2 separate regions of the Mus musculus genome follow, and region 2 is linked to region 1. Evidence: chromatin loops called from intact Hi-C (ENCODE). Cell type or tissue: left cerebral cortex. All regions are shown on one strand. Links, peaks and the distances in the headings refer to the core of each region. The heading gives the core; the rest is flanking DNA.

Region 1 (7,958 bases), core at 1,416-6,415:
GATGCAAGCAGAATCGGGAGATGGGGAGAGAAGAAGCAGGGAGTAGCTGCAGGAGATAGCACCAACCAGCCATGTGGGTTTCAGTTTGGACTGGCTCTATCCGGTTATGTCTGGGTGGCATGGGAGGTTTAGCAGCGCTCGGTCATTGGTTTAGCAAAGGCATTTAAGATGAACTGGCGTGTGTGTCTGTGTTTTCCATCCATGGATCCAATATTTTCTGAGCAGGGGCTGGTAGCACGGCCTGTGCCCAGAGTTAAGGCGGAGTAGTAAAAGCTACACGAAGCAGGTCACAGTGTCAGAGGGCTGCACTTTGTTGTAACAGGGAAGGCAAACTGGAAGGGCCCTGTCTGTGGTGGTGGCAGTGTGATGGGGGACATTTTCATGTGACACAGGCCAGAAATGTCAAGCATGGTTGGAGCTAGACTTGAATGGTCCATGCTCTGCTACACTGGGTAGAACATCCAGGTGAACTCTCATGGGTACCCTTCCCATGAGGCACCTGACTCCTGATTTCATTCAGGTCCTGCAGCAAGCATTAAGCCTGCTCATGGTCCTTGTGTCCCACCTTGCACATGGCTGGGTGGACTTCTCCACCCATGTGACATGCTACTTGGTTGGTCAATGAAAGGTAAACAGAAAAGGTCCCCAGAGAGACTTTAGAAGCCAGGACAAGGTCGTCCATGCCCTTTCCCATAACAAGATAACTCAAAAGGTCTATGCTTGGATGAAACATACATAAACCAGAACCCTCAACAACTTCAGAGAGTAGAATTTGCCTGTCAATCCACACTGGCCATGTGACACGAACCAGACTCAACTTGAAATCTGTTAGCACCGCATAAACGTGTATATCCTGACCAATGCAAAGTCCCCAAATGTCTGGAGTTGAAGGGAGTATATGCCACAGGGGGCTTTGGATCCCAGCCTCTAGTGTGCCAGGCCAAGAGTCAGAACACAGTTGAAGAACAGTGGCTGTGATCTCCTAGAATTCATGCCGAAATCGCCACCGTCTTGACTTCTTCTGTTTTGAAAGACATTACTAGATTGATCTTTCTCTGTAACTGCCAGGGATTTGCCACTGCAGTCAGAAATGAAAGAAGGTAATTAGGACTTAGTTCTCCAGAGCTGGCTTTTAAAAGAACAGCTAGCCCTCATTTAAGGGCTCTGACAGCTCATCTGAGGTCGGCGCAGTGGCCCTAGCTCACCCTGTGAAATGACAATAGCATGTAGCTGTCTACAGTGTTGGGGACATAAGGAAAGTACTAAAGTGTGAAGAGTGGCCAGGCTGTGTGCTCCTTGCTTGTTCCTGATACCCTATACCCTCAGACTTTATTTCCTGTGAGCTTCCCAAGAGGGGACCAGGAGATCCCAATGACCTGGGATTTGGGGATTTGTGGATCTGTTTGGTTAGAGGAGCTGAGGTGGCAGGTTTGATGCCAGAGGCCTGGCTTTGGAGTCCTCAGCCCCTGGACAGGATCCTCTTCATATGCTGTAGTCTCTGAGAAGGTATCACAAGTCTGACTCTCTTGACCTGCTATCAGCTGGTGAGCATCTCCACAAATAGCATTTCAACACCTCCCCCTGGATGCGCCTGGGAAAGACCCTGGGGATAAAGAGGTGGCGAGGAAAGGTCTCTGACTTACAAGCCTGTGCTCTGTTGGCAAATTGTAGCTCGTGGTCAAATCCAGCTGCTCACAGCATTTGTCTGTATGATTTACCAGAAAGCTGCCATTCCGTTTGTCTGGCCCTTCACTGCGGCTGTTATGGCATGGGAAGTGCAGAGAGGACAGTTTCAAGAGCTGCTATGGTCCATGCAGCCTGACTATATATCTGGCCCTTTACAGAAACAGCCTGTAGACCTCTTTCAAGTGGGTTCTGAGTCTTTCTTGGAACCTGAATCTGAGAATTATTCTCTTAAAGGCCAGTTCTGTGAGGGCTTCTGGGAACTGTGTTAATGCAGAAAACTCAGGTGACAGAGGACTTGCACAAGGAAGGGAGGGGACGTCCAGCTGCTGTGAGGTCATAGTCTATGGCTGCTGCTTTCTCTGTCAGCTTAGAAATGGGGTCTGCCTCTTCTGATCCCGGCAAAGTGAGAGAGCAGAGGCGGCTCCCATCACCATGGCTGGTTCCCCGAAAGAGGAATTTAGGGCTCCCTGACCATGATGCTACCACACCTCTCTTCCCTTATTGTTCCGGGAGGTCCTTTGCCTACCAGGTGGCCAGAGTCTGATGTGGTACCCAGCTGCCGACTCGTTAGGTCCTCTGGGTTTTCCGATGACAGCAGGCAATTTTGTGTCAGCTCCAAGGAAAACTTTTGCTGCTGCAGCTCCCCATAGACACAGAGAAAGGGGACAGGACAGAAGTTTGTGAGGCTCCCTTGATTTTCACAGGAGAGATGTGAGAAGCCAAGGATCAAGGCAGACAGGAAGCCCCTGTGCACCAGCAGCATTCCCACAAAGACACATCCACCGCCTTTTCACTGGAATGCCCAGGTTAGCTCACACTAGCAGGGAACCCTGGCCATATAAGCGATCCAGTAAGTCACTGTGCCATAAAGCCTATGATCTTCTAAGAAATGCAATGACTTGGACCTCAGTCTTCATGTGGATAATGTGCTGAAACCATCTATAGGATTTACTCACTCAGGCTGACATTGTGACATCACCTCACAGAGACCTGGCCAACTTTAGCATCAGTGAGTGGTACCTCTTTGACAAAGCCATCTCTGACCAGGAGTGGTTCTGGGACCTCGATGCTAGGAGTTGTGAGGAGGAATCTCCCACAAGCTGTCATTCAGTTCTCAATGGAGAGGGTAGGGGAATCATACAGGGCCTCGCATTCTTCCTCCTGCTCCAGTGTTGTCATGGAAACATATTCAATTCATCTCAGCAAATATGGGCAGTGAGGAGCAAGGCATGTCCCTACAGAGGCTGGAGGGATGGGGCTGCAACGATGACTGTGACAATGGTTGTCATTGCCCTCAAAGCCACAAAGCAGAGACAGGAGTAAGGAGACAATCCCTGAAGTAAGGTGGACAGGAGGGGGCCATAAAAGGAATCACCGAGTGACACGTCTGGGTTTACATCTTACCTCAGCCACAACAGATAAAATAAATTGTTGCATTCATTAATTAACTCATCTGAGAAGTATTGATTGAAGACTCAATGGGTACCATATAGCCAAGATTCAAGGATGTATGGATAGCTTAGCTTAAAGGAGGTAGCCTTCCTTGTTCTGGTGGAACTTACATGTTCTAATGAAAGGACAGAAATAAAACATGGGAATGAGTTTCTGAGGGTGAGGGGGCTAAGAAGAAAATAGGCAGATGGGCAAGACAGCTCAGCACGGTGGCGAATGAAAAGTGAGGAGTGCCAACTTATGAGAGTGTTGGGAGGGTGTGATAGGGCAGTATGTATGATGGATTTCGGGCTGGAGTGTAGCTCAGTAGGAGATGGCTTGCTTAGTATTTCTGAGTCCTTAGGGTCCAGCCTCACCTGGGTTCTATTTCTAGTGCCAAGCACACACACACAATCTATTTAACTCAAAGCCTAGCTGGAGGGAACTGGTCTTCAATATTATTTAATAGAATATTAAAACTCAGGGAGTTGATCTCTCCTGATGGATGTGAAGTGAGTGTTAGGTAGTAAGGGGCCAGAACTTGACCCAGCTCTTGCCAAAGAGTAAAGTTCCAGGGAGCAACTGCATGGTTGATGTCTCTGCTCTTGGCTCCTACATATCCCGGGTTTTCTCTCAGATGTCTACCACATTGAATTAGAACAACACGAATGTCTCTCTCTCTTCTAATCTACAGATTACATAAAGAGAAGGACAAGCTCCCTTCTCTGATAGTTAAATGAGATATGGCATTTCACATTTTGCATGAGCAAGCCTGTACGAATGAGGCGCAGAGGCAGGGCACCAGAGGCAGGAAGGACAGTGTGAGTCCCGGACTGTTTGAAAGGAACAGGTAATAGATCAGCCATGTAAGAACCCTGGGGCCCAGGGAGGGAAGTGCGTGGACTGAGATAGACCAGCGAGGACAAGTGACCTGAGATCGTGAAAACTTGATGATCCCAGATCACACTGGGAAACCGTTTCTGCTTTTTCAAATGCCTATAATGGGAGGTGAAAAGAAATCCTGGTCTCTAGAGGACATTGTAGGGATGAGGCCAGCTTGTTGTGGCTACCATCACACTGTCCAGGACCCCACTGTCCTGTCACTACTACATATAGGAGCAGACTCCTGAAGGACATATCTGTTCAGCTATTAATCATAATAGAAGATATATACTTGGTACTTATGACAGTCAGGTGTTTTTGCTAGACATTTTTGTTGGTCTTGGTAACATCCCTACAACTAAGAGTTCTTACCACTCTTGTCTAACTGTGACAGTCTGAGGCTTATAGGTGCTAAGTAAATGACCTGTCCAAGGTCACATAGGTAGGAGCTGGCAGAGCCTGTATTGACTCTAGAGCTGAGGCTGTTCACACTCTTGGCATGATCTTTTTACGTCCCTCAGAGGTATATGGTAAAACCTTAACACTTGGGGTGATGGTAGTAAGAATTAATGCTTGAAGAGGTGACTGTGTCATGAAGGTGAAACCCTCTGAGAATAGTGCCCTTCCAACAAGGCCCTGAAGAGGTAATTTGCTTCTATTGTGCAAACACAGCTGGAAGACATGATTTATGAAACAGAGTAGGCCCTCTCTAGATGCCAAATCCTCTGGTGACTTAAGCTAGGACTTCCAAGCCTCCAGAACCGGGAAGAAAAAGATCTTTAAATCAGGTACTCAGTTTATGATATTTATTATATCAGCTTGTGTGCAAGACTTGAAGACTGCTTTCCCATCTGCCAAATTATGTTTCATTATTGCCTTGCCCTCTTCTTGGCAGCAGAGGCAGAGGCAAGGACTGAGTACCCATGCTTCCTTTGGGAGCGACATAGTCTGGATAGGAAGAAAGGGACTCAGTGGGTGAGAGGAGAGGCAAGGTGGGAGTGTCCCTGTCGTGAGTCACCACTTGAGGAAGGGTGATGAAGGGTATTGAGGGTTAAAGCAAGGCTGTCTGTGATGATATGGATGGTGACCTCGAGTAGGGTGTGTCTAATCCTACTTCCTGTTATCCATGAATGGCATGCTACCTAGACCAGAAGTCCCTCCAGATGTTATTAAGTATTTTGTAATAACAAGCTCACACTAGAATATCTAAGTAGGCCTTACATCTAATGCCAAGAGATCTACAGGATAGATGGACAGACAGAAGAGGAAGCTCGCTTAAAAAAGGCAAGAAAGTGAATCGCCCTTAACCCATGGGTCCCGACCCCTTTGGTGGTCAAATGACCCTTTCACAGGGGCCACCTAAGACCACTGGAAAACAGGTATTTGCGTTACGATTCATAACAGTAGCAAAATTTCAGTTAGGAAGTAGCAATGAAAATGATTTAATGGCCTAGCGGGGGGTGACCCTTTAATACACCATGAAGAGATGTATTAAAGGGTCACAGCATTAGGAAGGCTGAGAACCATTGCCCTAGAACCTACAGGAAGTGTGGTGCTGCTCACATGCTGATGCTGGTACTTTGGGCTTAGAAACCCTAGAGAGAGTAAGTTTCTGTTTAAAGTCATCCTGTTTGGGCCACCCTGCTTTAATGGCCTCCAGAAATCAGTCTCATGTATTCGGTCATGTGAGATGGCTTCACACAGTCTATTCTAAGAAGCAGTGAATCTCCTCTTTGCTTGGGGTGAAATTGCTCCACAAAGGAGTTACTTTCTCTCCCATGCAGCTGGCCGCTGCAGGGCTTGGGTGGGAACTACTTGAAAAACATGAAGCTGTATCCCTAGGTGAAGAGCTCATACATGGCCACAATAGCAGGTCACAGGGCTAGGGGCTCTGAGCCCATAGCATCTGATCAGCCCTAGGTGCTGAAGGCTGCCCAAGGCTAGGTAGAATTCATGGGTCCCAATAGCCACAGGTTCAATAAATAGTGAGATATTCCCATAGTACCAAGGACACTCCAAGAGGGGCAAAAAGAAACCCATAATTGATGCCATTTTAAAAACCCTCTTCCAGCCATTTCAGCCCCAATGGTTCTGTGGAGAATCCACCAGTTGCTGCTTCTCCAGTGTGCAGTCATCTCCGCTGACTAAGCCTGCAGGCCAGCTCTTTGGGCAACCTACCCCAGGCCTGCTCCTTTGACTTAGTTTGTCTTAAAGTATGACAGAAAGGCTTAGGATTTGCCAGCTTCTCTGACAGGACAGGGTGGTCTTGGGCTACAATAACATGGGCCAGTTGTGCATTGTAGCAGTCCTGTCTTGAAGCCGCACAGGAGAAACTCCCCATCTCTGACCCCCGCTTCTTTCCCAGGACGCAGTAGCATTTCCTGTTTGTGTGCATGGGGCCAATGCATATGAAGAAACCAAAATAATTGTGAAGGAGACATGGGCTCAGGAGTCCTGGGCTGCAGGACCAGTAGCAGAAGCTACCTACCTTGATCTTGCAGAGAAGTGGATTGGTTTGCTAAGGCCACCTAACAAAATACCACAGACTTGATGTCTTGTTATCAAATACATTTTCTCACTGGCTAGAGATTCAAGATCAAGTTGGAACAGGTTTGGTGTCTTCTGAAGTCTTTCTGTCCTCTTGCTGTGTCCTCATGGGGATCTTTATACACACATAGCCCTGATGTCTGTGTGCTCAGATTTATTCTTTTGATAGGGACAGCAGTCAGAGTTGGTTAGGACTGAGTTAATAGTATGTGCCCGCTTAAGTAGACCATGAGACACCCTCCTATCTGATCTATCTTCTTCTGGAGTTCCTCGGGAGGCTACTTTTGCATCAGCTTGGCATTCACATTAGGAGACAGAGGGAAGCTGGTTTCTCCTCCTGTTGTGGGTGGCTCTCATTCAACCAATTGAAAGCCTGAGACCAAAAAAAAGTTGTTTTCTTCTCTGAATAAGAAAGAATTCTTCCTGGAGGCTGGCCTTTTCTCCAGGTTCTTGGCTTGTGCTAACCTTGGAACTCTCAAGGAAACATCAGCTCTCCCCAAGCCTCTACCTGGCAGCCCTCAGGCTCGCACGTACACAGTTATTTCCCTTTGGTATCCGGCCCTTTGCTTGGATTGAAGCTCTCCTGTCAGCCTCCCGTCTCCAGCTTACCCTGCAGCTCTTCAGCCTTGAGATTTTGCTGGTCTCTCTAACTGTCTAAGCCAATTGCCTCAAGCGTATTTGTGTGTGTGTGTGTGTGTGTGTGTGTGTGTGTGTGTGTGTGTGTGTTCATGTCCTTGTGTCATGGGTGCATCCTATTGATTCTCTTTCCCTGGAGAATCCTGTTCAACCAGGTGCCAACTCAAGAGTCTTTTGATTTAATCACCTGGGTTTCCAAAATACACTCTTGGATAGTGGGAGTTTGGGCTCTGATACCTGAACTCGGACAGGATCCAACTTGGTTCCTAACGACCATCAGAGAATCCCCTCTGTCCTTGGCATTGCTCTTTGCTGCAGGGAGTGTTCTTGACTGCTGACTTAGAGTGAAAACTCACTAAGTTGCTTAGCCCATGAGAAGATGAGAAGGCGTTGGGACTCTATTCCTCCAGAGCAAGCTATAGTTCCTCCTATTTTCAAAGGATCTGGAACCCATGGGCTAATGTGGATATCAATGATGTCAAGGTGGTGGCTAACTTTGGGGCCTCTCCCCACCACACCTTAGTTTGTGCACTTCCAGATGCCTTTAAAATAGTGCCATTCACCCTTGCTGTGAAGGTCATCCAGACAGGGAGGTGTCATTTGGCTTGGAGTGGGGGTGGGGTGACCCCACAGCCACAGAACTTTCCAGCTGAACCTATTGAAATGTCCTGACTGCTACCCAGCCAATGTCAGCTGCTAATTTGGAAGAATTAATGCAGTAATAATTGGGCCATATTCACAAGCACTAATTTCTTTCACTATACCAAATCAAGACT
Region 2 (7,958 bases), core at 1,493-6,492, 630 kb after region 1:
TCTTTCTGGCTCTGTTGAGAAGCCTTGATCAAGCATGCGTAGAAGTATGGCCAGCTCTTACAGACTTGAAGCCGATTCTTTCAAGTCTTCTGCCCCTGCCCCTGCCCCTGCCCCTGCCCCTGCCCCTGCCCCTGCCCCCTGCCCCTGCCCCTGCCCCTGCCCCTGCCCCTGCCCCTGCCGCTGCCCCTGCACAGGTGATCTTCTGACAGCCTCCATCTCCTGTTTGAGGCTGAGTAAATCCATCAACTAGAGCCCCGGAACTGGCTGAATGCTCTGTAAACCCATTAGCTTCTTAGCTTGTTAGGCTGCTTGGTACGTGGGGTTGAGTACGTGAGTCACATCACCTGAACCTTCCCATCTGATGGAACATCAGACCTTAGGTTCTGAACAGCTCAGTTCTGTTTGGCGATCTTGAAAACCACTACCAAGTCCTTTCAAAGCCTCAGCCTGTCTCTTTGCATTGCCTCTAGTGTCACTTAACATCTATGCAGCTTGCTTTGTCGGAACCTCAGACCGCTGAGGATGGCTTAGCTTGTGTTCTCAGGGAAGGAAAGTAGGTCTCGTTCTTGTATGCCCAATAGTAAGACCATGGAGACCCCAGGATGCACAAAATAAAGTGGAGAATGGGTGAATCAGTCTCACAGATGAAGCAGTGGTTCTCAACCCTTTAATACAGCTCTTCATATGCTGTGACCCTCAACCATAAAATTCTTTTCCTGTTACTTCATAGCTGTACTTTTGCATAATGTCAATGTCTGAGTTTCCCAATGGTCTTAGGCGACTCCTGGGGAAGGGTCATCCAGCTCCCAAAAGGGTGGAGACCTACAGGTTGAGATTCGCTGAGATAAATGACGAGCCAAAAGAATGTGGCATTTCCCTACCAAAGAATATTACTCAGTCATAAAGAAGGAAGGAAGCTCTGACATACATTGTCACACGGGTGACGCCTGACCCATGCTAAGTGGAATAAAAGTGACAAGAGGCAACCGGTGTATAGTATCTGAGAAAAGACAGAGACAGAAAGCACATTAGGAGTTCCCTAGAGGTTAAAAGACTGGAGTCAGAGCATACAGGGCTTCCAAGGGCCACGAGCATGTTCTAAAGTTGACTGTGCAACACTAAATGCATTGAAAACCATGGTGTTCCATGCTGTAAGCAAGTGGTTTGAAGAGCATACAGGTGATTTCTCAGTAAAGGTCTTTTTCACTGGATCATTTCCTGTGAGTTTCCTCACTGGGGTTGCCTTCCACTGGCCATGCTGCACTTATCATAATTACTCTAAGTGTGAAGATCTGAAGGCGTCTATTACGGAGTCCTCATGAGGAACCCAGAAGCCATGGTCTGAAGCTGACACCCCAGGACTCAGTCCACAGCAGAAGAATGAATTGTGAGCTGAGAAATTCTGACCCTTGTTTTCCTAGAGTGCCTGTCAGTGGGGCCTGCAGTTTACAACCAAACACGCATTTCAAGGAAAGCCACTAATAGAAACTTTCAACAAAGGCTCTGGGTGCTTTGTCTTCATCAACTTGACAGGAGCTAGAGAGCCAGGGAAGAGGGAGCCTCAGCTGAGACACTGCCTCCTCAGAGGGCATGCCTATCTGGTATCTTATTAATGATGGAGGTAGGAAGGCCCAGGGCCCACTGTAAGTGGTGCCACCCATGGGCATATGGGCCTGAGCTGAATAAGAAAGGAAGCAGAGCGAGCCATGGAGAGCAAGCCAGTGAGCAGTACTCCTCTGTGGTCTCGGCTTCATTTCCTGCCTCTAGGTTCCTGATTTGTGCTCCCGCCCTGGCTTCCCTTGCTGATGGAATGCTACCAGGAAATGTAGCTGGAAATAAACCCTTTCTTCCACAAGTGGCTTTTAGTCATGCTGTTTCTACAGCAACAGGGAAAGCAGACAAGATATGCTCAACCTGAGTGCTGGGTGCTAGGTGCTGAGTGCTAAGTGCTGGATGCTGAGTGCTGAGTGCTAAATGCTAAGCTACACAGAACTGAGGCTTTAAATTCATCTGGCTCAGGCTGCCTAAGGGGCTCTCCCCAGTTTCTGTCAGGCATAGTAGACACTTCCTCTGCACTCGAGAGTCCCTTGCCTCACTTCTCCGAGGGTGCTTCTTCACCCTTTCTTATTCTATTCTCTCCCAGCAATCTCTTCCTTCCACTTCAGAAAGTCTGAAGTTGGTGTTTCCAGGTGACAAAAAAAAAAATTTAATCAGTTATTTCCTGCTTTCATATGCTTGTCCCTTCAAGCTTTTGGAGCACATATGATTCTTTCCCCTCAAGTCATTACCCCATCGGGTCAGCGAACGGCTTTCCCCAGTATGTCTGCTGAAATGAGCGTTTGACTCTCTGACCAGCTGCATCCCTCCTTTCTCTTTATATCCTAAAACTAAACTCCCTGACTTCCCTGAGGGAATGTGCTTTGGGGTGACTTTGGAAATGATCTACAAAACCAGAGGCAAAGAAACACTGTGCCATTTACAGGTGTCAGAAAGGGACTACGGGCGCTCTCTAGCTCAAGTGATTTGGGAATCTGACTTTAGCACAGCCAGCTCTGGATCCCAAGGTCTGATGCTTCCCCAAACTGTCATCCTCTTTCTCTTTTCTATCATCTCCATATGGCTGGGTGATCATCCCAAAACACGTCGAATCCATTCCCAGTGGTAAGAAAAAAAGAAAAAGAAAAAGAAAAGAGACAGAGAAAGAGAGATGGACATAAGGATAAAGAGAGAGAAAGAGGGAGGGAGGGAGGGAGGGAGGGAGGGAGGGAGGGAGGGAGGGAGAGTCATACATCCCTAGGTTCTGGAGCAGAGACTAAAATAAGACTCTAAATTCTTTAAAGTCAATTTGATTTTGTATTGACTATTGGGGCTGCTGAGAGAGCTCAGTGGGTAAGTGCATGCTTCCACCCCACTGCTCTGATTCCTAGGACCCATGTTGTGGAAGGAAAGATAGAACTCCTTCAACCTCTATACATACACCATGGCACATTCAAATACATGCCTCCCCCTCACACATGCACACACACACAGTCTCAGAAAGTCACGCATATAGTCCATTCTCTTCCAAAACTAATCAATTTTTTAAAATATAACTTTTAGACTACAAATGAAAATGACTTAGCTGGTTCTTTCAATTGTGAAGTAAAATTAGCCCTCTGGAATAAAAGCCTTAGATGCTCAGAGGCTTCAGCAGAGTGAAAGTACGCATCCCTTAGTGAAGTACGCATCCCTTAGTGATGAGGACCAACTTCCCAAATACAGGTAGATGATTTGACAATGAGAAATGACTATTTTGGGCCACCGTAGCACTTAAAATATCAGGGTGTTAAGCAATACTAATTAAAGGAATTGATTTGGGAGGGAAAAAAAAAGAGGAAATCACTGCAAGAAAGGTCAAAGACTTAATTTAAAAAAACAAAACAAAACAAGAATGGTTTTTCTCCTAGCTCAGCTCTCCGGGTATTCACACACATTGTTTGCATCTTTGTAGCAGGAAATGGGGATAGTATTGGGGGTGTGGTAGATCCTCTGTTGATCTTCCATCATGCTAGGATATTCAGAGCTGAAGCCATTTCTAGGTGGTTGGTGATGACAGTGGCTCTTACAGCAAAGATAGTCTTTCCCACGGAACAAGGAGGCCACCAGTCTAGCTATGGAGGGGAAGGAAGATTACAAGGGGGCGGGGAGGAAAAAGGTCATATAAAGAGGAATTTTGGAAGACTCCCATGCCTCATCCTGGGACTCCTACCCCAAAGAGAGGCATCCTGTTTGTTTTCTACACCAAGTAACCAATGACCGCATACTTGGTGACTTAGCACAGCACAGCTCCATCATCTCACGGTTCTCCAGCGTGTCCTTCCTAGCCCTCAGCCCAGGATCTCTCCAGGCAGAGTCAAAGAGTCAACTGGATGCATTTCTCCTGGGGGGGGCAATGGGGGCAGAGCTCTCTTTCAAGCTCATGCTAGTTGTTAGCTAAACTCCTTTCTTTGCTGTTAGTTGCCAGCCTGGCATGCCCTTACCTTGTGGGTTACCTGCCACCCAGTGACAGTCCTTAAAGACAAAGTCCTCTCACACTGTCTCACATTTCCAGGGCTTCTGTCTTCTCTGTCCTGCCCTTGGATATGGTCTCATGCTCCCAGGTCTGGAGAGTTGAATCACACCTTCAAAATCCTTCACTGCACCACTGGTATTTAAAGGAGAGAGCGCAAGAGGCACACCTTAGAGCTTCCCTAACCCAAGAGGCATAATCTCCCTTCTCCACATGGTAAAGGTTGAGGATGCCTATTGGCTAGCCTTGCTTCGATTGGCATTCTGGGAAAGGTCACTGACCCTTGGGGGATGGCCCAGGCCTGGCCACAGCTGTAAGAGAACAGGAAGTAATGAGCATTGTTGTGTAGGTGTTTGAGGTCAGAAGAGCCCAAGGCAGTTCTTCTAATTACCCAAGGCCTCCTCATAGTGAGCAGACCAAAGCGAAATACTCAGTCATGGAGAGGTCCTGTAGGGCATGCGGCAGACTCTGTGAGATCAAAGGGCCTGGAGCAAAGCCACAGACACCACAGGGGGAGTCTGACCCGCTCCTGCCTCCTCAAGGGAACCAGGAAGGATCCAGAATTTTCTGCCAGAATCCCTTCGTTCTGAAACAAATGAAACTTACTCTCCCCCCATGACTCCTAGAAGAGTTGAGGAGGTAATCAGAAAGCTCGGGTAGAGGTCCCAGGAGACCCATGCTGACCTGAGCCTGGTTTGATTTTCCTAGAGGTAGGCACATTCCAGGGCTTTGGTTTTAAATTGGGAATATTGTGATGAGCCCATTTCTTTCTTAACTTACTTCCTTCCTTCCTTCCTTCCTTCCTTCCTTCCTTCCTCCCTTCCTCCCTTCCTTCCTTCCTTCCTTCTTTCCTTCTTTCCTCCCTTCCTTTCTGCTCCTCCTCCTCTTCTGCCTCCTTCTTTTTAGATAAGGTGTTATGATGTCCTTCAGGGTAACTATAAATTCTCTACCTTCCTTCTCATCTCTGGAGTCACAGGGCTTGCCCATGTGCACCGTCTTACTAGACTCTAAATTGAACAAAGATTTAAATGTAATTTTTGCTATTTTGTGATGTGCACACACACATACACACACACACACACATCGGTTGGGAAGACCTTCTCAGCATGGGGCAATCCTTAGGTACACTGACTGCGCTCACCTGGCTTGCATCTTGAGGACACCCGCAGTCTCCTTCCTGACTCAGCACTTTGGTCCACAGTCTCTAGCTTCATTCTCATGGCAGACAGCATTGGGATCTAGACAGGAAGGAGTAGGTGTGTCACACAGTAGGTGAGTGTAAAAACCCCATCTAAAAGCACGCCACTCAGGACACATCACAGGGCCAACCCTGGAAGCTGATCCTTCGATTCTAAGTATTTTCGACATTTGAAAACTCTTAAGAATCTAAAAATTTCCCCAGACCTATCTTTCTCCGTGCTTTATTTAATATTAATATTAGACTAAACGCCGAGTGTTCATCAATGGTGAGGACTATTCACAAAGCACCTCCTGACTAGAAGGCTGTGCTCAAGACCCCAGGCAGACCTGACCCCCTGGCTAAGCAGCAGTCTCCTGCCAGCAGGAGCTCACCTGCCTTCCGCCTAGATGACAATTGGAAAGCCAGAACAAAGAGCAGGTTGACCAAGGACGAATTTGGTGTGATGCTTCCCTCTTGTGGTCAATGTGCAGCTTCGGAGAGAAAGGAAAGATGCTCCAAAGGTCTCCCATGTCTGGGGTCCGGCACCTGTTCAGGTAAGCCACTGGGCCTGGGACTAGGTGGACTCAACCAGCTCCCACCACCCCTGGCCACCCAAGGTCACAGATCTCACAGGAAGAATCCTGTTTCCTCATCTTCAGCTCTCCTGCAGGTAAGGCAGGAAGAGAACAGGCTCCTGAGAAGTCCAGGTGTTCAAAGAGGCCCACAGAACGCAGTCTTGATGGCAATTTAGCATCGCTCCTGGGCTAACTCTGTAGGACAAAGTAGTGCTTGTCTGTCAAGTGATGCTGAGGCTGTCAACTGGCCATAAGCCATGGCTGATGACCACAGAGAGCAGCTGGTGGTGTGGCACTCTCAGATCTCCCCCTCATAATTCTTATTCTGTATGTGGTGCAATGGTGTGTGTGTGTGTGTGTGTGTGTGTGTGTGTGTGTGCGCATGCGCGCATATTGAGTAAAAGCAATTTTAGGGAACTATATTTTTATTTATCTTGATACACAAAGCTTTAGCCTAGGAGGCTAAGAGTATGTAGCTCAAAGGTAGAGAACATATTTAACATGCACAAGGCTCCAGGTCCAGTCTCCAGCACCAAATGCAAATATGATTGATTGAGAGAGCCCCTTCCTGTTTTCTCAATATATCCAAGTTCTTCATGTTCAATGCCTCTGGAAACTGACAGGCCACAAGCTCACAGGGCCACCACACCACCTAGCCACCACCATGGCCCAATCCAGGAGCCTGAAGGAAGATGAACATAATCATGTTTAACTTAGCACATGAGGGTCCCAACGAGAACAAGCCAGCAGAGGGCCTAGAGTGTGGAGGTGGGAAAATGGTAGGGAAAGGGCAGAGGGTAGGTGGAAGAACCTGGGACAGATTCCCAGATTGTTTCTCTTGTCTCCAAGGAGGCTGCACAAAGGGGAACTAATTGCTTAAAAGTTGTCTGAGATGACTTGTCTCATATTTCATTTACAGAATGCCCAGGATAAGGCTGGAAGTGGAAATGCCAATGAGAGCTGGAGTTGGGGTGTTCTGGCTGGTTCCCTCTCGTTCCTCTCCTGTCCCTCCCAATGCTAAGCTATGTGGTTCCTAATGCCCTAGCTCGAGAAGCCCTGTCTCACTCTAGGGAAGCACCTAGTCAGCTGCTTCTACACGAACTCCTCTAGCATCCCTCTCCTGCCTTACACCCAGGATAGCCAAAGATGGATGAAAGAACAGGATTCTTCCTGTGAACTAAGACAGAGTCGTTTAACCCCGCTCGTTTCAGCAGCTGAGTCGTGAATGAGGACAAGAATTTCAACAAACGTTTTTGAGTTAAGGGTAAATGATTGATGGTCCGTGTCACTGTATGCACAGATGCCGGGCGTCATCATGGGCACTAGAGACACCAAAAGACTGGCCTCGTGAAGCCCACAGCCCAGCCGGCAATCAGAAGACGGATGAGCATTTGAAAGACAAAGGCAGCGAGCGAGCTGTGGGGATGCTCTGTAATAAGGCATGGTTTAGGGGGTCTATGAGTTTATCTCAAGGGAAAGGGGGAAGCAGTATGACTCGCTAAACAAAGACATGGTGGCACTCAGAGAAAAGAACATTCCAGGCAGAGAGAAGGCCATGTGCCAAGGCCTGGAATAGCAAAGAATATATTACAGTAGTTAGAAGAGAAGCAAGCAGCTCGACCAGAATGAAGGGAGAGAGGCACACAGCAATGGAAACAGGGTCACTTAACTCCTGATTGAGTTGGACTTTCCCTATAGACAATAAGAAGCCACTGGTTAGCCTTGAGCCGGGAAGCAACAGTACCGGTTGTAATGTTTTTTTTTTTAAAATGGCCATTTCTCTAGTTGATGTGTGGAGGATGTATAAGAAAGGGAAGTATAGCCAGGCAGTGGTGACACACACCTTTAATCCCAGCACTTGGGAGGCCGAGGCAGGCAGATTTCTGAGTTCGAGGCCAGCCTGATCTACAAAGTGAGTGGCAGGACAGCCAGGGCTACACAGAGAAACTCTGTCACAAAACAAAACAGAAAGAAAGAAAGAAAGAAAGAAAGAAAGAAAGAAAGAAAGAAAGAAAGAAAGAAAGAAAGAAAGGGAAGTATAAAGCCTTGATCTGCAGAGGCTGGGGCAGCTCTCTGGATGAATGGGAAACTGTACTTAATCTTGGCCATGGGACTGGAGTGAAGGTAGGATGCAGGAGTGACCTGGAAACCGAAC

What was found. A loop is a pair of places that touch in the nucleus more often than their neighbours do. Peaks named below come from ENCODE experiments on the same cell type or tissue, not always from the same donor. Only the 100,000 strongest peaks of a DNase experiment are listed, where the experiment ranks them.
Region 2: it touches region 1 in a loop (9-fold over the local background); 32 of 42 quality-filtered maps call a loop at or near these places.

Annotation. Positions count from the first base shown.
Region 1 is chr5:75,841,104-75,849,061 of GRCm38, reverse strand. No RefSeq gene overlaps it. Among named protein-coding and RNA genes, the nearest start is that of Gm32727, 130 kb to the left of the region's middle. In left cerebral cortex, for the core only: no CTCF peak of the experiment used is centred there; no DNase peak of the experiment used is centred there.
Region 2 is chr5:75,212,445-75,220,402 of GRCm38, reverse strand. No RefSeq gene overlaps it. Among named protein-coding and RNA genes, the nearest start is that of Mir7025, 40 kb to the right of the region's middle. In left cerebral cortex, for the core only: a CTCF peak has its summit at 5,700 (motif pointing left); DNase peaks (open chromatin) are centred at 4,533, 5,701 and 6,017.